2 separate regions of the Homo sapiens genome follow, and region 1 is linked to region 2. A link is a loop called in an ENCODE intact Hi-C map of the cell type or tissue named here. Cell type or tissue: endothelial cell of umbilical vein. All regions are shown on one strand. Each heading gives the region's core, and the rest is flanking DNA. Links, peaks and the distances in the headings are about the cores only. Region 1 has its middle 240 kb from the start of ANKRD30A. Region 2 overlaps CCNY (cyclin Y).

What was found. A loop is a pair of places that touch in the nucleus more often than their neighbours do. Peaks named below come from ENCODE experiments on the same cell type or tissue, not always from the same donor. Only the 100,000 strongest peaks of a DNase experiment are listed, where the experiment ranks them.
Region 1: a loop joins it to region 2, with 6 times the contacts of the local background. A loop is called at or near these places in 3 of 110 quality-filtered maps.

The regions. Positions count from the first base shown.
Region 1 is chr10:36,880,149-36,896,132 of GRCh38, forward strand. No RefSeq gene overlaps it. Among named protein-coding and RNA genes, the nearest start is that of ANKRD30A, 240 kb to the right of the region's middle. In endothelial cell of umbilical vein, for the core only: CTCF peaks have their summits at 8,988 (motif pointing right) and 9,190; no DNase peak of the experiment used is centred there.
Region 2 is chr10:35,567,956-35,583,939 of GRCh38, forward strand. It overlaps CCNY (cyclin Y), which reads left to right. Exons shown (of 10, transcript NM_145012.6): 10 at 1,099-4,712. The coding sequence ends at 1,215. It overlaps LOC107984221 (a long non-coding RNA gene), which reads left to right and starts at 13,492. Exons shown (of 3, transcript XR_001747422.2): 1 at 13,492-13,897; 2 at 15,627-15,747. In endothelial cell of umbilical vein, for the core only: a CTCF peak has its summit at 7,037 (motif pointing right); DNase peaks (open chromatin) are centred at 7,216 and 10,106; H3K27ac peaks cover 1,655 bases.

The sequences.
Region 1 (15,984 bases), core at 4,797-12,796, 1.3 Mb after region 2:
CAAAATTCCTTAACTTAACCTTTTTGAGAGGAGCTACCTATGAAGTCTAAAAAAGTTTAATTCAAATTTGTTTTAATATCAGCAACTCTTCAACCTTTTCCTGACTCTGCCAAGAAATTTACCTTCCTAATCTCTCTTACTATGTAAATTTCTCTCTGTGTGTGTATGAGTGTGTATTAGAGAGAGAGAGAGAGAGACTAAGACAGAAAGGGAGAAATGTATAGGAAAATGAGATAGGAAGGGTTATAATAACAGCTTTCCTTTTCTCCCTCCTGAAGTCCCCATTTTCGTTTCTGAGAGCTGATCTGGGATAGGATGGGCTAAAGGAACAGAGAAAACCAGAGTGCCAGAAAGAGCTAGAAGGGGAAGTGGGGGCCTGAAGATCAAATACTAAAGAAGGAGCTAACAGATGGCAAGGAAAGTGGTCAGCATGGCATGCAGGCAGATGGGGTCCTAGTTAGTGAAGACCCACAGGGTGGAGGGTAATCCCATGCAAGGGTCAAGTGTAATTCAGTGACAATATAGGCAACATGGGAGACCTAACACAGTGAACCAGCGATTGGCAGGTTTGTAAGGACGGTGTTCAGACTGCAGTTTTGTTTTGTTTTGTTTTGTTTTTTTTAAAGATTAAGTGATCCTGAAATTGGCATTCCATGTCATTTTAAAAGATAAATGGTAAAGCAAATGTTTTATTCACATGTCTTTATTTCTCCCCTCCCCACTTTTCCCTCCACTCTTCTTTTTTTTAATGTGGAAGTTTAAAATCCCATCTCACATTTATTTATTTATTTATTAAGTATAAATAATGGGAAAACTTCACTTGGATAGGGAACACGTAGATTTGTAGATTATATATTATTTTATTATTAATTATATATTAGTAGATTAGTAGATTTGCGTCATTATTTAGCCTTTACTGCCGCTTAGTGGTAAGGAAGAGCTATAAGTTGACTGAGAGAGGATCAACTGAGCAAGTCAGCGAACAATAGCAATGCATCTGAGATGTATTGAGAGTATTACTTGTAATTACTTTTTATATTTTGTAGGCAAAGAGCTCTTACTGCTTTACATGTAAGGTTTATTGAATATACTCTCCACGACAAAGTTTTATGTTGTAAGCATTGTATGACTTTTAGTATTACCTGAAATGTAATGAAGTTTGGGCTAGTGATGTTGTTGGTTGTTTTTGTATTCTGATTACAGAACTGCATTTTGAGAGGCTGAATATAAACTAAATGCATCCTTAGCGGCTGGCCTAGAAACTTACTTCCCCTGAGTGAAGCTGCACATTGGGAACTGTGGGTGGTAGAACATGTTTATTAAAACACTTTATTCTCTTATTTTATTATTATATTATGCCTTAATTACGGTAATTTATTAGTATGTCATATTTCCCTTAAGCTTCCTAATGTCAATACAATTTATTATCATTTTGTATGTTTCTTTTTTATTTGCTTTTTTTTTTTTTTTTGAGAATGAATCTCCTTCTGTCACCAGGCTGGAGTGCAGTGGAGCGATCTCAGAGCACTGCAATCTCCGCCTCCTGGGTTCAAGTGATTCCCCTGCCTCAGCCTTCAGAGTAGCTGGGACTACAGGCACCCACTACTACACCCGGCTAATCTTTTGTATTTTAGTAGAGATGGGGTTTCACCATGTTGGCCAGGATGGTCTCGATCACCTGATCTCATGATCTGCCTGCCTCGGCCTCCCAAAGTGCTGGGATTACAGGTGTGAGCCACTGCGCCCAACCCATTTTGTATGTTTCTTAACGTCTTGTCCAGAATTGCTGCTCAATAAATGTTTGCTCAGTTAATCTTATTGAATAAGGCAAAACAATGTCATTTTCACTATTAATTAAGACTGGCTCTGCATTAGCAGAGCAGGGACTCTGAAGTATTTGTCTCAAAAGCACCTTTTTCCCAAAAGCATTAGGCAACTTTAGAACTAGAGATTACGGAAAAGTTATTAGAGTGAAATACCCAAAAGCATTAGGCAAACTTTAGAACTAGAGATTACGGAAAAGGTATTGGAGTGAAGTCATTGAATGACCTTTGCTTTACTCATACGTTCTCTAACCAAATGGATACAGATCAGAGAGTCTTAGCGTTATAACGGGCCATAGACATTGCCTGAACCAATAGTTAAACCAGAAAAAAATATTCCAAGGAACACTTGAAGGTGTATTGAACTGTTAAAAACCTAAAAGTTAAGAGAACTAAGAATCCAAACGGTGATTGCTTAAAACAACAACAAAATGCTAGCAGAGCACCGTGGCTCAGCCCTGTAATCCCAGCAGTTTGGGAGCCTGAGGCAGGAGGGTTGTTTTAGGCCAGGAGTTCCAGACCAGCCTGGGCAACATGTAAGACCCTGTTGCTACAAAAAATAAATACGTAAATAGTCAGATGTGGTGGCGTGTCCTTGCAGTCTCAGCTACTTGGGAGGATTGCTTGAGCCCAGGAGTTTGAGGCTGCAATGAGCTATGATCGTACCACTGCACTTCTGCCTGGGTAACACAGTAAGACCCTGTCTCGAAAAAATAAAAAAAAGCCACCTCACAAAAGAATACTACTAACCACTACTGCAAAGAACATATACTTTTAACAAAAGTAGCTTCATGTGGTTTGTGTGCATTCTCAAATACTTAAAAGTGATCCATACTTTATACGTGGTTCTAAATGCTTCTGTAAGATCTCAGATTTATTTGAGTTTGAACCTTTAATGTATGGCTTAAGCAAGTGGGTGAAGGAACTCTGAACCCTGCCTGCTTTCTCTCAGCTCTGCCTCACTGAAGATGGGAACGCAGCCCTCCTCAGAGGCAACTGGGACACCTGGCTGCAGTGCCCACGTGACATTCCTGTGGAGAAAAGCACTTTAGGGCCAGTCTCCAGATGCCCTCTCATGGGTCTTCTGATTTCACATGAAGCCTGGGAGAAAACAAAGCAAAAAAATGTGAGAAGAACTACACTGCCCTTCCCAAATAGAAACCTGTTGTGCAGAGGCACATGCAACTGAGGACAGAGCTCAGCATTTTAAATTAAATTTGCATATAGTTTCTGTGACCTCATTTGACAGACTGTTTTTGAGCTCCCTGTTGCCAATGTGTCCATTTTCCTGTTCATTTAAACCTAAAGGAATACTCACATCAGCCGCAACAGGTGACTTTGTTGTACTGGTGCTCCTGTATCCTCTTACGGCTGTCACAATGACACTGATATCACACAGTGACATGAACCTAGATGTACGGTACATGCAGAAGAAGAATGTGCCATGGTTAGCCCAGCAGTCATTAAATGAGCTAAAATTGTGATAAGAGAAAAAGAAACAAGTGTCATACACTACATTCAAGGTACCCAGAAGTGAAAATGGAGTAAATAATCTTGACCGATTCACGACGGCAAAGCCACATTGCCTATGTCATTCATGATTCTTCTCTATAATCTGTGTTTATGGAGTAGATCTATGTACAGCCTCTATTACACAGAATAAGGTTCAACTGAATGTGACAGAAAATCCCCCAAATAACAGTTCCTTAGACAAGTGAGCATACTTTTTGCTCATGTAAAATCAGACAGAGGCTCGGTCATCCAGGTTTGGCGTGGCAGCTCTGCTTCATGAGCCATAAGAACTCTGCGCTCCCCAGCTTTGCCCAGGACACAGCTCCCTTACTCAGAGTCACATATGGCTGCTGGAGCTCCAGGAAACACAACTCCATCCCAAGCTGCAATCATGAAAAAGGAGGAAAAAACAAAACAAAACAAAAAACAAAAAACAAAAAAAACAAAATAACTCCTCCAGTAAGGAAAATCCCTGGAAGTCACAGACAATTCTGCCTCTATCTCACTTTCCCAACTTTAGTTCCATGGCCACACTGTGCCACAAGGGAGGCTAAGAAGTGTAGTATTTACATGGATGATGATGTTATCAACTGAATATGTGGGGCTCTAGTAACTAACAAAAAATGAGAGAATAAATATCGGGAAGAAACTAGGATTTTTAGACACACAGAACACTCATTCTATAATAGTAGTGATTCCTTTTTAAGAAACTATTTTACATTAACAAGAAAAGACTTGTGAAATCCAACAGAACACTGAGAAGCATATGAATGTAATTCAAAGTAGGAAAAACTTTAATAGATTAAAAATATGTGAAGGGAAACTCAGAAAAATTAGGGATCAGATAAATGACACAAAAGAGCACTTTAGGCCAGGCGCGATGGCTCAAGCCTGTAATCCCAGGACTTTGGGAGGCCAAGGCGGGTGGACCACCTGAAGTCAGGAGTTCAAGACCAGCCTGGCCAAAATGGTGAAACCCCATCTCTACTAAAAATACAAAAAGTTACCTTGACCTGATGGTGGGCAACTGTAATCCCAGCTACTCGGGAGGCTGAGGCAGGAGAATCACTTGAACCCAGGAAGCAGAGGTTGCAGTGAGCAGAGATTGCACCATTGTACTCCATCCTGGGCAACAAAAGTGAAACTCCATCTCAAAAAAAAAAAGGGCGCTTTATATCAATTTATTAATTTTAGAAATTTGCATTATGCCAAATTTAGTGGAAATGTATGTGGACATGTTCATGCTTTATCTCAAGGATGCAGACACAGTTGGTGATTTTCTTCATATTTAGTGAAAATAATTATGTATATACTTTAAGTCCCGATCATCACATCCTGGGCATATTCCCCTGACAAGAAGCCATAGAAGACATTTTCAAAGATCTTATTTGCAACATTTACTGTTCTGCAACATACACTAAATTTAGATGACCTTTACTTGGAGATTTTATGCATGAGACATGGATGTGTTTATTGTATACATTTATATTTATATACATATATATTTCTGTATCTATATCATATACACACAATTGCATACACACAATTTTACACACAATTTCATATAAATGTATTTGCAGGTTGGCAAGAGGGCCCAATGATCCCTAGTATAAGTGTATTTGCACCTGTTTTTTGTTTGTGTGTGCTTATTTTCCAGCTGTGTTTATTTTATACATTTACATTTATAGATGTGTATATTTTTCTCTATATATTATAGTGATTACACACAATTTCATCATTATGTAAGATAGCTATATTAACTATATGTTTTATAGGAAATAGATATTTGTGCACATATATGCATACATACATACAAATAAAGCACTATTAGTAGGCCTCAAAAACAGTGCTGTATGAATACAGTGACCATATTCTAAGAAGTGGATGGCTGTCTATAAATAATGACTTATGCATGCTATTTCTCCCACTCCTACACTTACCAAGATGAAGGGGTTTTCCCAGCTTTCACTTGAATAAACTCTTGGAAATGAGATTCTCTTCTTTTGATTATTTGACAAATTTATACCAAAATAGTGGGCTTTTATAATCAATATCTTTATGATTGATTTTCCTAAATATTATTTTTTTAAACATTGAATTGTATCCCTTGTTTGTCTTTTATTTTCCACAAGCAGATGGAACTTCCTCCCCCACAAGCAGATGGAAGAACCTGTGCAGTGTCACTTCGGGGAAGCTACGTGGCAGGGTGGAAGTAGAATGAACCTGCACATTTTTAAAACATTTTTTTACTTTGGTCCTTGGAGGACCCAAGGGACTTGTAAAGAAGAAGAAGGGGGTAGACTGTGAGTTTGTAGCTAAAAGAAGAAGAGAGATGACCCAGCAACCTAGAGAAGCAGGAAGAAAATGTGTGTTCCACCTTCCTCTCCTCCCCAGAATTCTGCAGTGTGTGGAGAAGAGTAGAGTGGTCTCCGGCCTCCATGAGAGGGCCTGGACCAGACCCTGCTGAATGCAGAGAGCTATCTGCAGGGTGAGCGTCCAGGCAGACAGGACCCAGGGTGGCCGCACAAAAGATTCCCCCAGTACGGTGAGGTGTAGAAGCAGCAGCGAGCCAGCACTTCTGAAGGAGATGACTGAGCTCAATTCTTCTTTTCTGAAGAGGCTTTGCTCCTAAGGAGTCCCTGTACTTCTCTTTCTGCCAGAGTAAACCTAGCTTCCATACACTTACTGTCAAGGCACGTGACAACTCTATAGCACCCCCCAGGAATCATCAAAATCTGAACTAAAAACCCAGAGCATAGGGGGTTGGCTGCTGAGTGACCCCCAACAAAGGCAAGGACAGTAGGGTCATTGCAGACCTCAGGTCTTACTACTCTCCAGTGAGGAGGGAGGAGACTCCAAATGGTTGCTGTCACCCAGACCTCCTCCCGATATGCTCACGCAGAGAGGATGAGGCAGAAGAGCCACTGCCTGCCTTGCCACTCACCTCCGATACTTGGCTTTATCCTTTGTGTCTCACTCTAGGACTATTTATTCGTTTCCTGGTGCTCTAGGACACAGCAGAGAGAGCTGACTGGCTATTCTGGGATGAATGGAGATGCCAAAAGCCTATGGAACCGGGTAATATCAGGTGATTTTCCATTCAAGTCCTATCTGGTTGGTACCTCCATGAGATTTTAAAAATAGAAAAGACGAGGCTTTCTGTAGGTCCATGTATTTCAGCCTGGCCTTTGGATGCAGAGGCCAGCTGGGAAGCTAGCAGTGCTTCTGGCCAAGACTAGATCCCTAGCGCAGAGCCTCAGGGCTCTCTGTAGCTTCCCAGCTTGTGCATGCACAGTTCATATCTGACATGATAGCATCACATCACTGCGCAAGCTAAGCTTTAGTATGGTGACAGACACTATCCATTCACTGAGTCAGCAGTGTCCAAGAGACTTTTTCTGATGTGGTTTTCATTGCCTGCCAACAATTTCGGAGTCTAGAAAGCCAGAACCCTGTTTTCCATGTGTTTTATTTTTATGAAAGAAACTTCATGCACCTGACTCCTCAAGCACCTCAAGAACAACTGCAGAATTTTCTCAATCCAGATGAAACTGGCTGGAACAAACTTCCTCAGAATTGAGGAGCCTTCAGAATCTGACCCATTTTCCTGGTTCCTGAAAGCTGTCAATGGTCCTCAGCAGAGACCTTCCCTGGCCTCACTGTCCCTCTGGCCTTTTACCATCGTGCTCCTCCCGCACTCACACTGCCCCCAGCAGGTGTTGAAGGCTCAGACCTGGACTTTCTTTCTCTCTGCACAAAGGCTCTTCTCCACCCACTTAAACGGGGCACCACATAAGCACTTAAGGTGTTCAAAAGGAGAGCACCGATCCTGACTGCCAGGTTGTGGGGATGTGGACAACTTTTGCACTGGAGGGTGATGGCACCTGGGCTGGGTCTGGTTACAGTGGTGGGCTGGTGTTTGCCATCAGTGTAGGGTCACATGGAAGTGACGGGGTAAAACTCCTGTGGTCAGGCCGGGCGCGGTGGCTCACACCTGTAATCCCAGCATTTTGGGAGGTCGAGGAAAGCAGATCACCTGAGGTCAGGAGTTCGAGACCAGCCTGGCCAACATGGAGAAACCCCATCTCTACTAAAAATACAAAAATTATCTGGACGTGGTGGTCCATGCCTGTAATCCCCGCTACTGGGGAGGCTGAGGCAGGAGAATTGCTTGAACCTGTGAGGCAGAGGTTGCAGTGAGCCGAGATCATGCCACTGCACCCCAGCCTGGGTGGCAGAGTGACACCACGTCTCAAAAAAAAAAAAAAACCCACAAAACAAAACAAAAAATCTCCTGTGATCTTTGTGTCTCCCTTCACAGTTAGCAGGTGGTAAGATGGCCTAGTGGCCCCTAGTGTAAATGTATTTGCATCTGCTTTTATGTTTGTGTGTGTTTATTTTCTGGTTGTGTTTATTTTATATATTTAAATTTATATATGTCTATATATTTATCCCTATATATTATACACCTATGTCTGTATATATGATATCTATATTTACTGAGGTATAGATACATTGTACAGGCCAAGGGCAAACTTCTCCTTTGCCCTCTTGAGTTTCTCTAAAGTAACATTTGACCAAAGGCAGATTAATCAGAGAAAAAGCATGCAAATGTATATACATTTGAAATATGTGCACATGAAATATGCAGAATATAGGAACTCAAAGAGAAGCAAAGGGTTGATGTTTTATGACATCTTCAGGTAACACAAAGAATAGGGGCATGGATAGTGGCAAAACAGGGGATGGTGGCAAAACCAGTTATCAGAGGAGACAGAAAGGCCCGGCTAGGAAAGGTGGTCTTGTTATTTACAAGAATCCTCACAGGTGGTAGCCCTCAGAGAAAGAGTTGGTAATTTTTTTTTCTCAGACCTCTAAATGTGTCAGATTCTCAGTTCATCTTTCTTACATCCAGAAAAGGGAGGGCCTTAGAGCTTCAATTATGACTCTATCAATGCGGCTTTTCTATAAAGTTGCGAATCTCACCTGCAAAAGACAACTTTGTAGGGCTCCTTCTGATTGCAGGCCCTCTGAAAGGCTATCTCAAAATATGTCAAAGAAGTATATTTTGGGTATAATGTTATAGTTTCCATATGTATGTGTGTGTGTGTGTTTGTGTGTAGATGGTTTTTACTCTTTTGCATAGAGAAACAGCACCACAGTCTGGTAAAAAGCACTACGATACTGTATGTATAAAAACCTGTATATCAGTTTTTAATTCTTTCTATGTTGATGCATATATTCACATGTCACATATTTCATGATACATTTTAAATATTCGTATTTGTGTGTATATTTATTTCTGGTTATATCTTTGCTTGTGTATTCTATGTGTGAAACACTCCAGGCTCACAGTGTGCCCCACACTGTTCCCTAATAGTAGAGATTCCAAATCCCTGAGCCCCCACTGAGTGTGGTTGCTCTGGTGGACTGGGAAGATGCAGCTGTGCTGTGAAAACCTCACCTGCTCCTGCGTAGTTCAGTCAGCCGTGAAGGACACCCTTGAATGCAACCACCTAAGGTATCCAAAACAAGAGCACCTATGCTGATTGACAGCTTCTGGCGATGTGGACAGCTTTTAAGTTAGAGGATGATGGCCTTTGGACTAGCCCTGCTTCAAAAGGAAGGCTGGGTGTTTACCATCTGCAAAGGGGTCACGTAATGTGGCTTTTTGGCTCCATGCCAGTAGGTGGCAGCATTGCCCAATGGCCAGGAGTGTAAAAGTACGTGCATTTGTGTGTGGGGGTGTGTGTGTCTTTGTGTGAGATTTTTGGGTTATGTTTAGTTTATACGTGTGTGTGTGTATACCCACATGCTTGAGGGTTTATGATTTATATATGAGTATACATACATACATATCTGAATATATGTACACACATGCATATTTATATATAAATCTATGTGATTATATAAGTTTATTAAGTAATACATATTTTTATGTATTAATTTACATATGTAGGCTTTCTTGTTCCTGCCTGGAGGCATACCACCACAAAGGGAAACAGCTCTTAAAAGTTCCATGTATAAATATCTATGTTTTAATTTTTATTTATTTATATGTTGATGCATATATTTATATAGATTATCAATTTCTTCATATATTAAAAATATAGACATGGATTTGTGTATGTGTTTTTTCGAGTTATGCCTTAACTGGTGCCCTGTATGTGTGAAGCACTCCAGACCTGCAGACCCCACTGCTTCATTTCTCCAGAGAAGCAGTTTCCACACACTGAGCCCCACTGATTGTCTATCCCCTGGAAGAGTGGAAAGGCACCTCTGTTCCATCTGGTTGCTACCTCCCTGAGCTTCAAAGGACAGAAGAGATGGGGCTTTCTTTTGGGTGTAAGACAATACATTTTTCAGCCTAGATTTGGCGAACCAAAGTCTGTGCAGAAAGCTAGCACTGCTGCTGGCACCCAAGGCCAGATGCCAGGCTTGGAACCTCAGGGATCCCGGTGGACTCTCCACTTTTGCACTCATAGTTCAGCCTCCTGGGACACACCTGCCTCACCCACAAGCTGGGGCCGAGTTCTTTGAAAGGCATCATCCATCCCCTGGGGATGGCCATGTCCAGCATCTGCCTCTGACCTGGTTTTCCTCATCTACCACCTACACTGTGGACAAGAAAGCTTTGTCAAGCCAGACCCGTTTCCATGATTCTCAAAGTTTTAGAAGAAGCCTCAAGCCTGTGGGTTCTCAGGTGTCTTTTTTTTTTTTTTTTCATATGGAGTCTCATTCTGTTGCCCAGGCCAGAGTGCAGTGGCACGATCTTGGCTCACTGCAACCTCCGCCTTCCAGGTTCAAGCGATTTTCCTGCCTCAGCCTCCCTAGTAGCTGGGATCACAGGTGCCTGCCACAACACCCGGCTAATTTTTTTGTATTTTTAGTAGAGACGGGGTTTCCCCATGTTGGCCAGGCTGGTCTTGAACTCCCGACCTCAAGTGATCTACCCATCTCAGCCTCCCTCCCAGGTGTCTTTAATCCAAGTGTTCTCTGAGTCTGCCCTGGTTTCTCGAGATGCAGCTGGAGCCTGCCATAACAGGCTCATGCAGGTCTGTGTAGTCTTCAGAATAAATTGGGGGCCACTTTCCTGGTCCCCGAATGCTCTGAGGAGCATTCAGAGCCATCCTGTTCTGGCCTTGCTGACCCTCAGGCCCGCAGCACCCTTACTGCACCCAGACTCATGCTGCGCCGAGTTCCTCCTGTGTGTTCAGACCTAGCCTGTTTTCATCCTCCTGGAAAGCCTCTTCTCCACGCCCCCAAACCGGGATGCCTCTCTATGTCCCCACCTCAACTATCAAAAAAGGAGTCCCTGTCCTGAGTGACAGCTTCTGGATAAGTGGGCAGCTTTCCCACTAGAGGACGATGGCCCTTGGGCGGGATCTGATCAAAGGGCCATGTTCAGGTGTTTGTCATTTGTGGAGGCTCACACAGAACTGGCAGGAAAGGAGACTTTGGGCCTCTTTGTTTCACTCCACTGCCAGTCTGTGGTAAGGGGGCCCAGTGGCTTCTCATATAAGTGCAAGTGCATCTGTGTGGATTTGGGGTAACATGTTTGGGTTATGTTTATTTTATACATAGAGACTTATACATATATTCCTATATTTATATATTTGTTCATACATGTTTTTCTATATATAAATACAGATTATACAGAATATTTACATTCACTGATTTATATGAATATGTATATATTTATGTATGTGTGGATAGATAGATAGATAGATAGATAGATAGGGAGATAGATTTTCTTCTTGCCTGAGTGGAGAAACACCACCATGGACAGGCAGAAAGCCCTACCCAGTTTCCTGTATAAATATATACATGTATATATATATACATCTTAATTTATTTATATGCTGATACATATATTCACATATGTTAAATATGCCCTTATATCTTTAACAAACACGTTTCTGAATGTGGATATATCTATTTCTCGCTATGTCTTAGCTGGGACCCTGAATGTGTGAAACACTCCAGACCAACAGCCTGGGGCTCCCTGTTCCTCCAGATCAGTGATTCCCAAAGCTGAGGCCCCACCCAGTGTTGATTGGCCCAGTGGGAAGATGCAGCTGTGAATTTGACTTTGGGCGTCAGGGCCATCGCTTCCCTCAGTGTTTGAGGGAAGTCATGCTGCTGCTCTTAGTCCCCAAATGCTCTCGAGGGCACTCAGTGCAGTCTCACTCTGGCCTGCCTGCCCCTCCATCCTGTGCCATTTTACCTCACCTGCTTTCTCTGCTCCCAGTGCATCCTGAGGGCTCAGACACTTCTTTCTCTCCATGGAAAGCCACTTCTCTTCTCACCAAACTAATTGTATTGCCCCCACCTGAAGTGCTCGAAAGAAGCCCAGCTAACCTGATACACAAGTTCTGGGAAACTGGCCATTTTTCCCAATGGAGGGTGATGGCCCTTGGACTGTCTCTCGTTAAAGGGCAATGGCCAGGTGTTTCCCATCTATGACCAGTGACATGGACCTGGCAGGAAAGGACTCCTGCTGGCTTAAGTGTTCCCTAGGCTGCTAGTAGGTGGCATGAAGGCCACAGGGGACCGATGGCCCCTAATACGCATGCAAGTGCATCAGTTTGTAGTACGTGTGGTATTTTCATTGAGTTTTGGGTAATGTTTATTTTATACATATATATGTATATTTATAAATTTATTTTAAATATATGTATTTATATATAAATATATATAATTTTACCAAATATCCAAATTTATTCCTTCATAAGAATATGTATATTTTATGTTTTCTAATCACCTGCATGAAAAAACACCAAAGTAGGCTGGCAGAGAGTGCAGCAAAGATCTATGTCTACACATCTGTATTTCTATTTATATGTTCATACACATGTTTACATGCTACATACTTCCTTATACCTTTAAATGTAAACACATTTATATGTGTGAATATATTTATTTCTAGTTATTATTTTTAGTTTTAAAACAAATATTATTTTTGATAATACATGATTATTGCAGAAAATATGGAAAACAGACTATTATTGAAAAGTTAAAAATCCCTCATGTTCACTATGCAGAGATAATCATAGTTGGAACTCATGACTCCTTCCAGATGTATTTCCTCACTCTGAATTATGCTTATTGTACAAAAACATACAATGCCAATATATCAACCATAAAAACATACTTTTAGAAAATTAGAATACTGAATTTATATTTTTTTCATATATTGTGACTATTTCCTTTATCTATAATGATAAGACACAAGGCCTTTCCAAAGTACAAAAAGAGACTTTGAAATATAAAAATAGGTGAAAAAACATGAACAATATAAAATGATGAATAAACAAAGAAATTCTTACCATTTCACATGAGGAATCTTTAGTTTTCACAGATTGCAAACTTCTAGAGTACCCAAATATAGAAAAGTATGAAATGGAAAAAAAATAAAACTTAGGAGTAAAATATTTGATTAAATTAGTTACTAAGCAGAATTTTTTTAAGTTTTTTTAATTATTATTAAACTTTAAGTTTTAGGGTACATGTGCACAACGTGCAGGTTTGTTACATATGTATACATGTGCCATGTTGGTGTGCTGAACCCATTAACTGGTCATTTAGCATTAGGTATATCTCCTAATGCTATCCCTCCCCCCTCCCCCCACCCCACAAAGTCCCCTGTGTGTGATGTTCCCCTTCCTATATCCATGTGTTCTCATTGTTCAATTCCCACCTATGAGTGAGAACATGCGGTGTTTGGTTTTTTCTCCTTGCGATAATTTGCTGAGAACGATGGTTTCCAGCTTCATCCATGTCCCTACAAAGGACATGAACTCATCCTTTTTTATGGTTGCCTACTATTCCATGGTGTATATGTGCCACATTTTCTTAATCCAGTCTATCGTTGTTGGACATTGGGTTGGTTCCAAGTCTTTGCTATTGTGAATAGTGCTGCAATAAACATACGTGTGCATGTGTCTTTATAGCAGCATGATTTATAATCCTTTGGGTATGTACCCAGTAATGGGATGGCTGGGTCAAATGGTATTTCTAGTTCTAGATCCCTGAGGAATCGCCACACTGACTTCCACAATAGTTGAACTAGTTTATAGTCCCACCAACAGTGTAAAAGTGTTCCTGTTTCTCCACATAGTCTCTAGCACCTGTTGTTTCCTGAGTTTTTAATGATCACCATTCTAACTGGTGTGAGATGGTATCTCATTGTGGTTTTAATTTGCATTTCTCGAATGGCCAGTGATGACAAGCATTTTTTCATGTGTTTTTTTGGCTGCATAAATGTCTTCTTTTGATAACTGTCTGTTCATATCCTTTGCCCAATTTTTGATGGGGTTGTTTGTTTTTTTCTTGTACATTTGTTTGAGTTCATTGTAGATTCTGGATATTAGCCCTTTGTCAGATGAGTAGGTTGCAAAAATTTTCTCCCATTCTGTAGGTTGCCTGTTCATTCTGATGGTAGTTTCTTTTGCTGTGCAGAAGCTCTTTAGTTTAATTAGATCCCATTTGTCAATTTTGGCTTTTGTTGCCATTGCTTTTGGTGTTTTAGACATGAAGTCCTTGCCCATGCCTATGTCCTGAATGGTATTGCCTAGGTTTTCTTCTAGGGTTTTTATGGTTTTAGGTCTAATATGTAAGTCTTTAATCCATCATGAATTAATTTTTGCATAAGGTGTAAGGAAGGGATCCAGTTTCAGCTTTCTACATATGGCTAGCCAGTTTTCCCAGCACTATTTATTAAATAGGGAATCGTTTCCCCATTGCTTGTTTTTGTCAGGTTTGTCAAAGAACAGATAGTTGTAGATATGTGGCATTATTTGTGAGGGCTCTGTTCTGTTCCATTGGTCTATATCTCTGTTTTAGTACCAGTACCATGCTGTTTTGGTTACTGTAGCCTGGTAGTATAGTTTGAAGTCAGGTAGCATGATGCCTCCAGCTTTGTTCTTTTGGCTTAGGATTGACTTGGCAATGCGGGCTCTTTTTTGGTTCCATATGAATTTTAAAGTAGTTTTTTTCCAATTCTGTGAAGAAAGTCATTGGTATCTTGATGGGGATGGCATTGAATCTATAAATTACCTTGGGCAGTATGGCCATTTTCGCGATATTGATTCTTCCTATCCATAAGCATGGAATGTTCCTCCATTTGTTTGTATCCTCTTTTATTTCATTGAGCAGTGGTTTGTAGTTCTCCTTGAAGAGGTCCTTCACATCCCTTGTAAGTTGGATTCCTAGGTATTTTATTCTCTTTGAAGCAATTGTGAATGGGATTTCACTCATGATTTGGCTCTCTGTTTGTCTGTTATTGGTGTATAAGAATGCTCGTGATTCTTGCACATTGATTTTGTGTCCTGAGACTTTGCTGAAGTTGCTTATAAGCTTAAGGAGATTTTGGGCTGAGACGATGGGGTTTTCTAGATATACATTCATGTCATCTGCAAACGGACAATTTGACTTCCTCTTTTCCTAATTGAATGCCATTTATTCCCTTCTCCTGCCTGATTGCCCTGGCCAGAACTTCCAACACTAAGTTGAATAGGAGTGGTGCAAAAGGGCATCCCTGTCTTGTGGCAGTTTTCAAAGGGAATGCTTCCAGTTTTTGACCATTCAGTATGGTATTGGCTGTTGGTTTGTCATAGATAACTCTTATTATTTTGAGATACGTCCCATCAATACCTAATTTATTGAGAGTTTTTAGCATGAAGGGTTTTTGAATTTTGTCAAAGGCCTTTTCTGCATCTATTGAGATAATCATGTGGTTTTTGTTTTTGGTTCTGTTTATATGCTGGATTACGTTTATTGATTTTTGAATGTTGAGCCAGCCTTGCATCCCAGGGATGAAACCAAATTGAACATGGTGGATAAGCTTTTTGATGTGTTGCTGGATTTGGTTTGCCAGTATTTTACTGAGGATTTTTGCATCAATGTTCATCAAGGATATTGGTCTAAAATTCTCTCTTTTTAGTTTTGTCTCTGCCAGGCTTTGGTATCAGGATGATGCTGGCCTCATAAAATGAGTTAGGGAGGATTCCCTCTTTTTCTATTGATTGGAATAGTTTCAGAAGGAATGGTACCAGCTCCTCCTTGTACCTCTGGTAGAATTTGGCTGTGAATCCATCTGGTCCTGGACTTTTTTGGTTGGTAAGCTATTAATTTTTGCCTCAATTTCAGAGCCTGTTATTGGTCTATTCAGAGATTCAATTTCTTCCTGGTTTAGTCTTGGGAGAGTGTAAGTGTCAAGGAATTTATCCATTTCTTCTAGATTTTCTAGTATATTTGCATAGTGATGTTTATAGTATTCTCTGATGGTAGTTTGTATTTCTGTGGGATCGGTGGTGATATCCCCTTTGTCATTTTTTATTGCGTCTATTTGATTCTTCTCTCTTTTCTTCTTTATTAGTCTTGCTAGCGGTCTATCGATTTTGTTGATCTTTTCAAAAAACCAGCTCCTGGATTCATTGATTTCTTGAAGGGTTTTTTGTGTCTCTATCTCCTTCTGTTCTGCTCTGATTTTAGTTATTTCTTGCCTTCTGCTAGCTTTTGAATGTGTTTGCTCTTCCTTTTCTAGTTCTTTTAATTGTGATCTTAGGATGTCAATTTTAGATCTTTCCTGCTTTCTCTTCTGGGCATTTAGTGCTATAAATTTCCCTCTGCACACTGCTTTGAATGT
Region 2 (15,984 bases), core at 3,858-11,857:
CACAGATGTGAGGTAGAATCTGGCTTTCCCTGAGAGCATGAGCCCCCTCTCAGCCTGTGCTGTGGTCCCTGGTCCCCCTCGTCACCAGCTATGGCTCTAGTGGCTGCTTCAGTGCTAATGAGACAAGCCGGAGCTCCTGGCAGCTACACAGCTCTGCAGGAAAGTGAGTCTTGTGTTCTCTGCTGAAGAATATCTGGGGCTCTGAGTCAGTCACCCTGAGAGCACAGGCCGAGGTTGGTGGAGTTGGCACCTGCTGTTCCCTCAGGTTTCTCCGAGTGCCGAGAAGGGAGAGCTCACCTGCTTCTGGGGCTGCTGTGTCACGGGCCCTAGGGGTTCAGCAGGGCAGGAGAAAAGGCCAGTCATATCCTGACAAGGCTGCTCTTTCTCTTCTCCAAATAATCAAAGCCTGGGACAGTGGGCTCAGCTTTTACCATCAGCCAGTTCTAGCCACACCCAGTGGCAGCCCTGGGAGAGTTGTTGCCAGAGTAGCATGGTCCCCCGTCCTTATCACCAAAGTGTTGATTATCTGCACATCTCATATTTTTGTGATCCCCCTGGGTCCCTCTTTCGGCAACCCTCTAGAGGTGACTTAAGTCCTCCATCCTTTTCTGTGGAGTCCCTAGCTGGTGGTCTGGCTGCAGCTGTCTTTGCCGCCAGCGGCCGAGCTCTCCTCTCTGTGAGGCTCAGCTCCAAGCCCGTGCTTCATGCCAGCCCTGCCAGGATGGTGCTGTTCTTGCCCCGCTTGCAGGTGAGGACGCCAAGGATTCAAAACAGCACGCGTGTGGGTGGGGCCCGTCCCACACCCCTAGATGGGGAGCCAGCGTTGACCCTGGTCGGGCCGACTGTGAGGTGACACTGTACTGTTATTTCACATCCTGAGAGTCTTTTCTCAGACTGTAAGCTCTTGGGAAACAAGAGCTGAGTCCACACTCCCTTCGTATCTCCCTGCTGCCAGCAGAGAGCTGGGCTCTGGGCCGGAGCTCCACAGGGGCAGGGGCTCTGCCTGTCCCTCATGCAGCGCCCTCGGCGCCCAGGACGAGTGAGCAATGGACGCAGATATGGCCCGCCCTGACCCACACTGTCTTTCTTGCCCCTCAGGCCATCTCTCGCCTCTGCGAGGACAAGTACAAGGACCTAAGAAGATCCGCGAGGAAGCGCTCAGCCAGTGCAGACAACCTGACTCTGCCCCGGTGGTCCCCAGCCATCATCTCTTAACTACGGAGGCCCGCCGGAGGCCACACCATCCCTTAGTTTCTCCTTTAGTTTGAGAAAAGACAGACTTGGGGTGGGTTTGTTTTTGTTTTTTCTTTCCTTTTCTTTTTTTACGCATAGCTCCGTCAAGCTGCCTGGATGAGCGCCCATGCAGCAAGGCTTGGAGGAAGCGTCAGTGCCCTGGAGATCCCAGCTCGCTCTCCCCACTGTCAGCAACAGCACTTCCTTCGTGGAGGAAGTGGACTCGAATCCTGGAGGAGGAAATAAAGGGAAAGGGAAGTCGTGGAGAGGCAGGGAAAATGGTTAAGCAGCCCGGCCCTCTGGAGTCCCCATGGGGGCGGTAGCTGAAGTTGGCGAGCGCAGCGGTGGATGCAGAGCTGGCTGCACCCAGGGCTGGGCCAGTGTGTCCTGTAAGACTTCTTGCATTCCTTCTGCTGCTTTTTTGGGATGGGGGTATTTTTGTTCATTTGTTTTTGCCCTGTTTTGATTTTGGTCCCACAGAGCAGGGGATGTAGTTTGTACCCACCATGGCGCAGACTTCCAAATAAATAGTACTGGTCATTTCTCTCTGCACTATTTCTGCGCGCTGTCTTCTGAGCTTTCTTCCTCACCAGTGGGCTGTGCTTGTTCCATTTCTGTACACCCTTATTTTATACCGTTTTTCTTCAACAATGGCGAAATTGACTGTAGTGCTGAACCAAAAGTATCCCTTTCCCTCCTTATTCCTCACCCCAAGAACATTCTAGATCACATGGGTGCTTGTGCCTTCCGATTTTCTTGCATTTGTTTTTTTCCTGACCTGAAGTTGTTGTTACAAAATCAGTCAGACTTTGTGGGCTGAAGGACACGGTGCAGCAGAGGGTGTCCCTGTGAGAGTTCTGCAGAGTGCTGGGCATGTGCCTGGAACTACCGAGTAGGAGCCATTTCTTTGTACCCCTGCCTAATCCATTCCTCTCCTTCCAAGTCCATTGTTGCAAGCAATATTCTTCTCAATTTTTATATGTTTACTTTAAATCAAAGTTAGTCTATTTGTATAAAATTTTTAAAAAATCTAAAAGAAAAAGAAAAAAAACAAGGGTGGGTTGGGTATTCCAGTGGGAAGATCATTGAAGGGAAAAATGTTACTATTTACTGAGGTATTTTTCACAGAATGATTGAATTAAAAAAAACTCAACTTGCATTTTCATTGTGGGTGCTTAGAGAAGTTCTACAAAATTCAAACTGTGAAGGTTTATGCTTCATTAATTATGACCATACTTTTTCATTTTCTGACGATCCCTGATTTCCTTATGGACTCAATAAGAATCTTTTATATCAAGTAAAATGAAAGTTGATGATAGAATATCAAATAGTGAATTTGATATGAAATCTAAGAGTGTGAGTCACTTGCATATGTAATGCTTTGGGTTTTTGCATATTTTCTTAGGTCACAGTGACAGGTTTCTGAGTTGTTTCCCTTTTCAAGTCTCTGGGAGGCCAGTGGCAGCAGCAGGTCTGTGTTTCACCTTCTTCCCATGTGAGCTTGGAAAACTTTGGCATCTTAATTAGTCTTGAATCATACACCTGATCCCCAAACATTGCCTGCTCTCAATGAAACATGCTTTGGAAATGGAAGGGACTCAGAAAGTCGAAATCCCAAGAACTCCAAGCCAAAAGTGTTAGGTTTTAGTGAAATTTGTGTCAGGTATAAGCATACCTGTTTGGGCCAGAATTATTATCACAGCCTTTCTGACCCAAACTTTCAAAAGCAAATAAACAGCATATAAAACGTTAATTATCTTTCCATTGTAATTGTGATGATCTACTCTGTATGGGTACCAAAATCACCTTCTCTCTTCAAGTCAAAGTTGAATTTAGAACTTTGAATACAGGTCAAAAAATGTAGAAAATATCATTTTATATTCCCTAATCTATATAGCTGAAAAAGGGTTGTATTTTCTTAGCTGAATATGAATACCTCTTAAACATAAATTAGTTCCTCTCCAGTGAAGTATCTTATTTTACCAATCCATTTCAGGAAAGAGGTTCTGCTGCCGTAAAGGCAGAAATTTTATTTTTATCCCTTTTATTTGAATGAGAGATTTGAAAATCGAATTATGTAAATATTTCAATGCATCTGCTATTATTTTGTGGAGTTTATTAAACTACTTTAAAAAAATTGTATAGTCTATTTATTGTATGTATGTACATACAGTCTGATACCTAAAATTTAAAGTGGATTCCATAAAACCAGACTCAAGTCTTGTTTAGACTACTGAATACTGTTTTAGCCTGTGCCCTGGATTCTACCTCTGTATAGGAAAATTTTCCATATTCATTAATTAGTGTTGATCTGTATTAATTGGTTATGTTTCTTGCACTAAGGATGTTTAAAACTCCGCTGTAAGTGTAGATTTTAGTTTTACTGGCAGGATGAATCACTTGACACATAGGTAGATACTTGAGGTTCATTTTCTTTTCTTTTTCTACATGATGATGAATAGTTATGTTTTCTTCTCTGATTTGTTCAAAGTTTGCCAAAAGAAAACACAAAACCAGTACAGTACTTACTGATAAATCGTAGTGACTGTAATTTGTTTGTAAGGCGAATTAATGCTCTACAATTAAAGCTGGATTACTATTGAGGAACACATTGTCTTAGTGTAGTTTTTGAATGGAAAGTTTTTGTCATTAAGGATGAAGGAAACGACACAATTTGTTACTTTAATTTTATATTTGATTTAAACAACAAATAAAGTCATTGGGACAATAAATATATATCCCGATGAATCTTTTTGATTTGTTTTACTTTTCTTATTTTTTTTTTTTTAACTAGAAAAAGGGAAAGAAGAAGTCAGGAGTTTAAAACCAAATTGGAGGGCAGATGAGAAATCCTGCCAAGATCGGGATGTGCCTTCATGCATGAGGTGAGGCCAGAGGTGTGGGCACCTGTACCTGCCTCCTCTTCTGGGCTGGCTTTCCTGTCTGCCTGCTCTCGGGCTTGGGCAGAGCCATCTCCATCCTGGGGTTTCCTTTAAGCTAAGCTGAAAGCAAAATTTGGGGAGTGAATGATTTAAACTTTTCCTGCTGCTTTTGGTAACTTCTCACCTGGGGCCATATTTTACAGATTTGAATTTTTTTTTTTCTTTTTTTGAGATGGAGTCTCGCTCTTGTCACCCAGGCTGGTGTGCAATGGTGCGATCTGGGCTCACTGCAACCCCCACTTCCCGGATTCAAGCAATTCTGCCTCAGCCTCCCGAGTAGCTAGGATCACAGGCACCCACCACCATGCCCAGCTGATTTTTGTAGTTTTAGTAGAGACAGAGTTTCACCACGTTGGCCAGGCTGGTCTCAAACTCCTGACCTCAAGTGATCCACCCCCCTCAGCCTCCCAAAGTGCTGAGATTACAGGCGTGAGCCACTGCCCCTGGCCCAGATTTGAAATTTTTTAAAAATAAAACATGATTCTTGGTTATTGTAGGTATTTAATAAATGTTAAATAAATATATACATAGAACAAAGTAGTGCCTGCCTTCCTGCTGTGTTTTTTGAGTTAGTATATTGAGATAAAATTCAACAGGTTTTATGGATGCTGAGTGAACCAGTTCTTTGCAAGAGCAGTGGTAGAAAGTGGTATTGGCCCTGTGTTCTTGAGCGACTCACAAAAGTATGAGAGCTACTCCAGCAATTGAGAAGTTGCACAATAGAGACCTAATAGAACATGTCACTTTCATATTGATACCCCATTTTGTCTGAAACCACTTTATCTCCCTTGATGTCATTGGAGTCAGCATCTTGGGTGGGTCTTAAAGACATTATCTTCTGAAAAGTCAGCCATGATGAGGTCCTACCCTTGTTGAAAAAGAGAAGGAAACAAGAAACATGCTCTTGCACTGAGACAGGAACAGGATACTTAACTTGGGTTTTATATATATATTTATTTTTAAATATATATATATTTTTAAACAGAGTCTCACTTTGTCACTCTGCCTGGTGTGCAGTGGCACAATCATAGCTCACTGTAGCCTCCAACTCCTGGGCTCAAGTGATCCTCCCGCCTCAGCCTCCCTGGGACGATGGGCCTGTGCCACCATGCCCACCTAATTTACTTGTTTTTTTTTTTTTGAGATGGAGTCTCACTCTGTCGCCCAGGCTGGAAGTGCGGTGGTGCAATCTCAGCTCACTGCAACCTCTGCCTCACAGGTTCAACTGATTCTCCTGTCTCAGCCTCCCAAGTATCTGGAACTGCAGGCACACACCACCACACCTGACTAATTTTTGTATTTTTCATAGAGATGGGGTTTCACCATGTTTGCCGGGCTGGCCTCAAACTCCTGACCTCAAGTGATCCGCCGGCCTCAGCCTCCCAAAGTGCTGGGATTACAGGCGTGAGCCACTGCTCCTGGCCAGGCTAATTTTTAAATTTTCTATAGAAATGGGGTCTTGCTGTGTTGCCCATGCCGGTCTTCAACTCCCAGCTTCAAGTGCTCCTCCTGCCTCACCCTCCCAGGGTGTTATGTCTTTAGCTGCATGGATTTCAAGCCAAGGCCTGCAAACAGCTTGGTTAAGGTGCTGACTTGCTGTTATTGAATGCAGCGCCCTGCTAGAGCTGTTGCACCCAAACAGGGCTGGGGAGATGCCCAGGAGTGCTTGCAGTCACAGTGGTGGGGCTGGAGTTCGTACCTCCAAGTCAGCAGGCTCCCTGCCTGTTTTCCTGTTAGATTTTCTTACTAAGTTTGCATATGTGAAGGGGCTAAAGGTCCTGTCTGTCACTCTTCTCAGCAGTGATCAACCTCAAAATGAGCTTCTTAATCTGGCAGCTGCTGTCTCTGTGCACTGTGGCAGGTCTGAGCTGGGCACAGCAGCTGGGTGAGGACTTGGCCTGGCAACTGTATCTGTCCTTCATAGGTTTTTGTGAAAAGAGTTCTGCAGAACCTGTTACAGTAAGAAGTGAACTCAAACATGATGTCTGACTTAATGATGTTCAGATTCTACAGGTCTCAATAAACTTTCCAGTGTCCTTTAAGGGACTTGGTTTCAGTGGGGGGCTTTCCTTTTAAGAATTTTTGTTCATATAAATAAGTTATTTCAAATAAGGGATAAAAGAATGGCATTACAAAATATAGTTTGGGATAGAAATATTAAATGTAGCGAGAATTTATGCATAAGATGTTAACATCGGTATTGATTTTTTTGTCATGGAACCTTGGGTTTTAGTCTCAGTCCAAAAGATTAACTTGCTCTGTGACCTTGGACAAATTATTTGACCTCTCTGGACCTCTCAGTGACCTTGGCTGTGAGGGAGACTCTTGTTTTCATCACCTGTCTTAGTCTGTTTCTGAGCACACTCTGCTCAGCCATTCAGCCACAATTGTTGGACGCTCCTCTAAATGTAGCAAGGGTGGACATAGTAAAAGCCAAGTGCAAGCCTAACGGTGACAGAAAACCCAGGACGAGGGGAAGTCGGTTGTGTTCTCCAGGTCCTCTCCTAAAGAAGGGTGGCCATGGGTAGAAGCAGCAGGTCTTACAGGACCTGGGTACCCAGTTTTCCGCTGCTGTCCCTTCTTCCCCAGCTCTCCCAAGTACAGCTGAATGCTCAGCGTGGCCTCTAGTTGGCCATTCCTGGACCTGGTTTGTGAGTTCTTGTCTGCATTGGTGGATCCTGGAAATCTCGAAACAGTGGAAGTGGGTGTGTGAATCCACTGCCAAGTGCCTCTGTCCTGAAGAGGATGCTGCTTCATTTCTGTGAGCTCCAGCAATGCTTCCTTAGACCTGCTGACCAAAGCTCAGGAAGCCAACCTCGGAAGAGAAGGATTTTGCACCTCCTCCCGTGCAGACACCAGCACTAGGGGGCAGCGCGTGGTAATGATGACTCTGCAGGGGCAGGACCCCCCAGGACCAGGCCTTGGTGCAATGCAGCAGGCATGTGGTCTGGCAGGTCCCATGGCTGTGATCAATTCTGAGTCACTTCATCTTTAAAACAGAGAAATGTGTGACTTCCAGAGCCTTTCCGTCCCTAATATCCCGTTATGGTTATGCTGGGTTTTGCAGGAGCAACCTCGAGACTAATAAGAGGTTTAGTCACCCCTGCAATCTTTGAAAAACAACAAATACAGGATGTGGAAAAACCGAGAGTGAGGCACCCAGAGCCCAGAATGCTGGGTAGCTCCTTCCCTAGCTTGTGCAGCATCCTGTGCTGAGCCACGGCCCCTTACGTGTAAGCAAAACTCGAAACAAAATTCCTGTTCTAGAATATTATCTAGAAAATGTGTACTTGTTTTATACTGACGTAATTCCTTCAACAAATATTGAGCTGGACACTGTCTAATTCATGTTGGGGATGGATATGGCTTTCTTGGGGGATGTTCTAGTGGAGCAGATGGTCAAATAAGTTAGCGTGTAAAAAGGATCTTGGTAAGTGTCAGGAGGGAAATTGAGTGGTTATGATAGTAACTAGGAGGTGGCAGCTTGATGGACATGACCTTTTGAGTGGACGTCTCCGTGGAAGAGATGGGGAGAAGGGAAGATGGATGGAGATGTGGTTGGAGAAGAGCTGATCAGCCCAGGCCTCACAGGCATTGCTGAGGAACACAGATTTGAAGACCAATGGGAAACTGCCACAGAATTTAGTTAGTTCTGGTGCTCAAGGAGTGGGTGTGACAGGCAGCACGGTTCCCGCCTGGACGGCCACAAGGTGGAGAGAAGGGCCACATGTACTTCAGAGGTTACACATAGGAAAAGAAAGACCAGTTCTCGCCACACTTCTGGGGTGAACCATCGGTAAGTTGTAACAGATAATGTGTTCCTGAGGTTAGTCCAAATCCTGAGTACCGGTAATCTACCATGCATCATACACAATGAGACTGTGTCAAGATGAAAAACCCGGACCCCTGCTCTCAAAAGCTGTGTTTGGGCTGGATCAATGAAAACAGACACATTTTCATCCTAAACACATCTTCATCCTAGCATGGGCATGAGGTGGAATCTCTGAACCTGTCTTTGGTAATAAAAATGTAGACAGAGCGGTTCTTGAACATCATTTCTTCCTGCAGGCACTTGTGGGTTATATAGTCATTTATCTTGTGTTCAGTATTTTTTTAGTACCTTGAAGCTAATGTGATTGCTACCAAGAAAATCTAGGAGAAACAACTGGAAAATTATAAGAATTCAGTAAGATTATAGTTACAAGATTAGTACACAAAAATTGAGTTTTCTAATTTACCAGCAGCAATCAATTAGAGAATATAATGGAGATGCCATTCAAAAATAGCAACAAAGTGTTGCTATTTTGCTGCACATGCCTGTAGTCTCAGCTACTCAGGAGGCTGAGGCAGGAGGATCACTTTGAGCCCAGGAGTTTGGGACTGCAAAGAGCTGTGATGGCATCACTGCACTCTAGCCTGGGTGACAGAGCAAGACCTTGTCTCTTAAGAAAAAAACCCAAACCACAAAATAGGAGCAAATTATGTCAAAGAACAAAAACATTTATTAAATGCTTACAGTGTGTCCTGCACAGTTTAAGCACTCAACATTTGTTAATTCATTTAATCCCCATAACAATTGCATGAGGTAGCTACTATTATTCCGGATGAAGGTGCTTATTAGGCTTGGAGAGGTGAAAACCCTGGTCAGTAAGTGGTAGAGCCAGAAAGCCTGATACCAGAGTTTTTTTTAGAGGCAGGATCTCACTGTGTTGCCCAGGCTGGTCTTGAACTGGACTCAAGTGATCCTCCTGCCCTGGCCTCCCGGAAGGCTGGGATTACAGGCATGAGCCACTGCACTTGGCCCAATCCAGAGCTTATTTCTCATCACTATGCTACATGGTCTTTCACTGCCACTGATTAGGGAGAAACCCATCTAGAAACATGCTATGCTGGATTGAGTAGTGCCCTCTAAAAATTCATTTCCACCTGAAATGTACAGATATGACCTTATTTGGAAATAAGGTCTTTGCAGATGTAATTAGTTAAGACGAGGTCATATTGGACTAGGGTGGGCCTAAATCCCTGTAAGGAGAGGGGAGTCGGCAGACACAGGGACAACACGCTGTGGAGGTGAAGGCAAAGGTTGGAATGATGCAGCCGCAAGCCAAGGAACGCCAAGGTTGGCCAGGGCCAGCAGAAGCTGGAAGAGGCAAGGAAGAATCCTTCTCTGGAGTTTCCAGAGCATATGGCCCTGCTGGCACCTTGATTTTGGACTTCCAGCCCCCAAAACAGTGACAGAATAAATTTCTGTTGTTGTGAGCCATCCAGCATGTGGAAATTTGTTATGGCAGCCCTAGGAAACCGACACAGGTGCAATTCCTAAATAGAGAAAATGCCGGCCGGGCGCAGTGGCTCACACCTGTAATCCCAGCACTTTGGGAGGCCAAGGTGGGCAGATCACTTGAGGTCAGGAGTTCGAGGCCAGCCCGACCAACATGGTGAAACCCCATCTCTATTAAAAATACAAAAAGTTAGCTGAGCATGGTGGTGCACACCTGTAATCCCAGCTACTTGGGAGGCTGAGGCAGGTGAATTACTTGGACCCAGGAGGCAGAGGTTGCAGTGAGCCAATATCACACCACTGTACTCCAGCCTGGCCACAGAGCAAGACTCCATCTCAAAAAGAAAATGCCAAACTTTGCCGGCAGTCATCACGAAAGACCTGAACGAAAGAGACGTGCCATGTTCCTGAGTGGGAAATCACAGGACCTGACAAATGTCACATCTCTCGTTCCTACTCTCCCTTTTGTCTAGTGTGTTCTCTAAGTATACCAAGTTCTGTTTCGATTCAGGAACTTTTTCTGCATTGTTGTTTCTGTCTGGCGTGCTTCCCCCTGATACCTGCATTGCTCACTCTTCTCACTATCTGCTGTTTTTCTTGTTCACTTGATTATTGTCTGGTGTGGCATTTTTCCGGAAACAAAGCACTGATCTCATATTTGGAGGACTTCCAATTGTGAAAGCTTTCTTCTGCAACTCCCTGTTGTAGGTAGAACAGATGTTCTATCCCCATCGCTTTTCAGTAGAGCTGAGGGCAGTGTTAGAGAAAGAGCAGTCTCAGCAGAGATGCGTATCCAAATATGGGAGACTCTGGCCGTCAACTAAGGAAGTTTGAACAGTGTCATTCAGTCTACAAATATGTGCCTTAAACGTAACATTTTTCCAGAAACACAGTACTGATCTCATATTTTGAGGTACTTCCAATTTTCAAAGCTTTCTTCTTCATCTCCTCTGTGACTCCCTGATGTAGGTAGAACAGACGTCTGCTTCAATGCCATGTCCTTACAGGCCTCCTCTCACCACAGCCCACCCCCCAGGGAAGGGCCCTCCTTGTTGCTCTTGTGTTGCCCAACCATAAGCCTTGCCTGGCTCTCCCCACTGTCTGCTGTTTTTCTTGTTCACTTGATTATTGTCTGGTGTGGCATTTTCCCAGAAACAAAGCACTGATCTCATATTTGGAGGTACTTCCAATTTTCAAAGCTTTCTCCTGCAACTCCCTGATGTAGGTAGAACAGCTGTTCTGTCCCCATCGCTTTTCAGTAGAGCTGAAGTGCAGAAAGGCTAAGTGACTTGTCAAGGTCGCGTCATCAGCAACCAAACAGATCTTGCAGTTAATCTACAGCTACCCCTACAACCACAGAGCGTGGCAAGCCCTCCTGCCCCTAGAATGCTGACTCAGGAGGCAGGAGCCTTGTATGACCCATTCCCTGCTGAACCCCAGGACCCAATACATGCCAGCCCTGTCCAGTGAGTGAGTGGATGGGGTGAGGCACAGGTCCAGAAGATCAGGACAGGGATCAAGCCATAGTCACATCTTGAGCAAAAGGAGGAAAGCTGGAGGTATAGAAATGTAGATAAAGTGGTTCTTGAACATCATTTCTTCCTGCAGGCACTCATGGGTTCTACAGTCATTTATCTCGTGTTCAGTAACCTTGAAGCTAATGTGGTTGCTACCAAGAAAACCTAAAAGAAACACCTGGAAAACTATCAGAATTCATCACACCTGTGAGAATGGTATGGAGAAAAGGGAGCCCCTTTGCACTGCTGTTGCAAAGGCGAATTATTACAGCCATTCTAGAAGACAATATGGAGGCTCCTAAAAAGACTAAAAATAGAATTGCCATATGATCCGGCAATCCCACTTCTGGCTATATATCCAGAGGAATCGAAATCAGTGTGCTGGAGAGACAGCTGCACTCCCATTAAAACACTGTTCACAATAGCCCAGACAGGGAGGCAACCTAGGTGTCCATCACTATGTGAAATAAGCCAGGCACAGAAACAAATATCCAATCATTTCACTTACATGTAGAATCTAAAAAAAGCTGAACTCAGAAGTAGAGTAGAGTGGTGATTATCAGAGGATAGGAAAGGAGGAGGATGAACAAAGGGGAGTGCTGCACCAATGGGTACAAAGTTTCACTTAGGAGGAGTAAGATCTAGTGATCTATTGAACGAACAGCTACCATCATAAATGCATTGTGTATTCCAAAGTTGTAGATTTCAGTTGTTTTCACCACACACAAAAATAAGTACGTGAAGTGATGGATTTGCTCAGTAGCTTGATTTAATCATTCCACAATGTAGAACATGTATCAGAACATATTGTACCCCATAAATATATACAATTGTTTTTCAATTAAAAATAAAAAGTAGAGCTATGAGGCGGCTTCAGGAAAGAGGCAGAGCTTGAACTGGTTGTGTTGTAGAATCTGGATATGTAGAAAGGAAAGGAATTCCAGCAGGAAGCACATGAACCAAGAGTCCGGAGCCCACCCACTCAGCATTGCCGAGGACAGTGTTAGGGAAAGAGCAGTCTTAGTAGAGATGCGTGTCACAAATACAGGAGACTCTGGCCGTCAACTAAGGAAGTGTGTACAGTGTCATTCGGTCTACAAATATGTACTTTAAATGTAACATTTTTCCAGAAACATAGTATTGATCTCATATTTTGAGGCACTTCCAATTTTCAAAGCTTTCTTCTTCATCTCCTCTGCGACTCCCTGATGTAGGTAGAACAGATGTTCTATCCCCATCGCTTTTCAGATAGAGCCGAAGTGCAGAAAGGCTAGGTGACTTGGCAAAGGTCACGTCATCAGCAACCAAACAGGACTTGCAGTTAATCTACAGCTGCCCCTAAACAGAGCGTGGCAGGCCACACCTGTCACATCAATCTCCATGCACGTCTTTGGAGAAGAGACAGCTGCAACATTTTAGCTTTAAAAAGTACTTAGCAAATAATGCACCTACAAGCAAGAATGGTGTCTGGGGATCCTGTTATTTTTATTGTTGCTGGATATAGAACCCACACAGATGGTAAGTCTGGCTTATTAATGGCATTTTGCAGAAATCTATGTGTTACTATTTCAGAATTGCTGCCTGGCCCCCAGGTGACATCCCCTTCCCGCCAGGTCTCAGTTTAAGAGCTTCAGAGAATCTGGAAACTCAGGGATTTCATGCATGGTCACCACCTGTCCCCTCTCTGAGGCCGTGGCCCCTACTTTAGCAGGTTCTGCTGGACTAGAGTTTTATTTTTCTGAGCTTGCAATTTCTCATTTTGAGGTTTGAGGTGCTTTTTCCATCTCAAAACCTGCCCAGCCCGTGACTTTCATTGAATGTCTCAGTATGGATTTCCTCATTGCTCATGTCTTATCTCAAAAGTTGTGTCTTCATTGGCCTTTTCTGGGTAGCTCATCTAAAGTAGCACCAGTCCCTCTGTCTCACCCCATAATGGCTCACCGTCAGCCCTCCTGATTCAATTTCTTTGGCAGCATGTCATTTTCTGGTGGTACCCTGCTTATTCCTTACAATCTAAGTTGTGTGCCTCCCATCAAAGGCAGAGCCTACCCTTCCCCATTTGGAACAGAATGCCGACTTCCTTGCTTGCTAAGCAGGAGACAGTCTCTGAGCAAAGGGAAGAGCTGATCTCACACAGGGCCTTGGAAAGCATGAAGTTCAGGGATTTCAGTGCCCAGAGCATTTAGGGATTGGTTGGCATTTGCCTGCGTCAGTGTGGTTACTTAAGACTTGCGGATTGCCTGCCCTTGGCTGCTGATGTGAAATCCTCGTTGATCAAGGAGAATGGGTTTTAAACTGGTTCTGATGGTCACTTGTTTCTATGGCCAAATAACCAGCCAACATGGTGAAACCCCGTCTCTCCTAAAAATACAAAAATTAGCTGGGTGTGGTGGCGGGCACCTGTAATCCCAGCTACTTGGGGGGCTGAGGCAGGAGAATGGCTTGAACCAGGGAGGCGGAGGTTGCAGTGAGCTGAGATTGAGCCATTGCACTCCAGCCTGGGAGACAGAGCAAGACTCCATCTCAATACAAACAAACAAACAAAAAAACTAATGGAGGAGTGGCCCCAGCTTCTCCTGTGGTGGATGGGGCTGTGAAACGTTAACTTGGAAGGACTGCTGAAAGATGGATGTTACTCTGTTAATGGAGAGGGCAGAACTAGAGCCAGGAATCAGTAAAAGTTTCTGAGACATGGATTTCTGCTCAGTATAAGGAAGACCCTTTAAGAGTTACAGTCGTGCAGAGGTAGAAATGGCCAGGGGCCACCTTCTCATGGTGTTAACCAGTCGTTATCGTTGTCCACTTCCAGCAGCACAGGCCTGTCATACAATGAGCTCCTCCGTGGAACCCCAGTATACACAGGTCAGAGGCATGCAGATCTGTGTCAGTGGAAGAAACTGTGGAGAGCCAGTTCCAGCCACATGGTAACCCCTGACACACCCTGACCAGACTTTACGATTCTAAGAAACAAATGCAAGAACCACTCATTACATTATTTAAAAATTCCTGCCGTTATTCTGTGCAGTGGGCATCTGCATTTCCCACTTTTCAGCTGAAAGGACTTAGGGGAAGAGAAAGTAACTTGAGGGTGGCAGAGCCAGGATTAGAACCCATGCTGGTCTGATTCTGAAGTCACACTCACAATCACACTACCCTATTACCTCCCAGTGGAGTGAAATGAGATGGTCCATTGTTAAAAAGAGGTCTGGGGGGCCGGGCATGGTGGTTCATGCTTGTAATCCCAGCACTTTGGGAGGCCAAGGTGGGCGGATCACAAGGTCAGGAGATTGAGACCATCCTGGCTAACACAGTGAAACCCTGTGTCTACTAAAAATACAAAAAATTAGCCGGGCATGGTGGTGGGTGCCTGTAGTCCCAGCTACTCGGGAAGCTGAGGCGGGAGAATGGTGTGAACCCGGGAGGCGGAGCTTGCAGTGAGCCAAGATCATGCCACTGCACTCCAGCCTGGGCGACACAGCAAGACTCTGTCTCAAAAAAAAAAAAAAAAAAAAAAAAAAAAAATCTTTGGGAGAAAGAACAAACTCCATGTGATTTCTTAGATTTTCAGATTCTATCTATTAATTTTGCTTCCCTAGAAATCTTAGTGACTTATTTATTGATGACAGAGATGAATCAAGAAAATATTGCTTTAGAGACAGGTGGATCACCTGAAGTCAGGAGTTCGAGACCAGCCTGGTCAACATGGTGAAACCCCATCTCTACTAAAAATACAAAAATTAGTGGGGTGCGGTGGTGGGCACCTGTAAGCCCAGCTACCAGGGAGGCTGAAGCAGGAGAATGGCTTGAACCTGGGAGGTGGAGGTTGCAGTGGGCTGAGATCACGCCACTACACTCTAGCCTGGGTGACAGAGTGAGACTGAAAAAAAAAAAAAAGAAAGAATATACTGCTTTAAAAAAATCTTGTGAGTGCAAATTCCTTGCTTGAAAGGAATGAAGGACATATAAAAGGATTTTTCCACTAGTCACTGGACTATTTATTAGAGAACCTAGTACTAAATACCCATTAAAATATTTTCCTATCCATTGCCCCATTAGGTGTCTGGTTTGTTAATCCACAGTGCCTTCTTCATCCTTGACTTCATGCTCCAATAAATGGGACTTTGAAAGGCCCACCAGTTGGTAGTGGACAAGGCATTTTGCACATAAAATTGTACATTTGTGGGTGCTTGAGGTTTTTTTGTTGACATCTTTTTCTTTTGAGACAGGGTCTCTCTCTGTCACCCAGGCTGGAATGCAGGGCTTACTGCAGCCTTGACTTCCCAGGCTTGAGCGATCCTCCCTCCTCAGCCCCGCCCCGCAAGTAGCTGGGACTACAGGCATGTGCCACCACGACTGGCTAATTTGTTTGAATATTAGTAGAGACAGGATCTTGCTATGCTGGAGGCTGGTCTCCAATTCCTGAGTTCAAGCAATCCTCCCATCTTGGCCTCCCAAAGTGCTAGGATTACAGACATGAGCCACCGTGCTTAGCTGGTGCTTGAGGTTTTTAGGTCCAATTACAACATTTCATCTTTTTACTCACTAGTCAGCAGCAGAGATTGCTCACAAGAGAGTATACTGAAGTTCTGTATTTTATTAGATTGCTCACAAGAGAGTATACTGAAGTTCTGTATTTTATTATCTCCACTACAGGACCTTTACTTTTGCAAATTGCTTGACGTATTCCTCCCTGAAACTTTTGTAACGCTATAATTGTGTCACAAATATAAGCTCCAAGGACTCTGCTACAATAAAAACATTTAATGTGAACAAGGTAAGACAGGCTCTAAATCTTCCCCATGCCATTTTCATTTCCCCGGGCCTGTTTTTTTTACTTCACAGAGAATACAAATTTGGCCCACAGGAAAAATACATCCATGGGACCCAATCAGCCTAATTCAGTGCAACACCAACCTCATTCTGCTACTTTCCCTGATCAGGGATGGCCTTTATGCAGCTTCCCCTGAATGTCAATGATCAATCTCTTTGAACCAAATCCTGGGGAAATTTG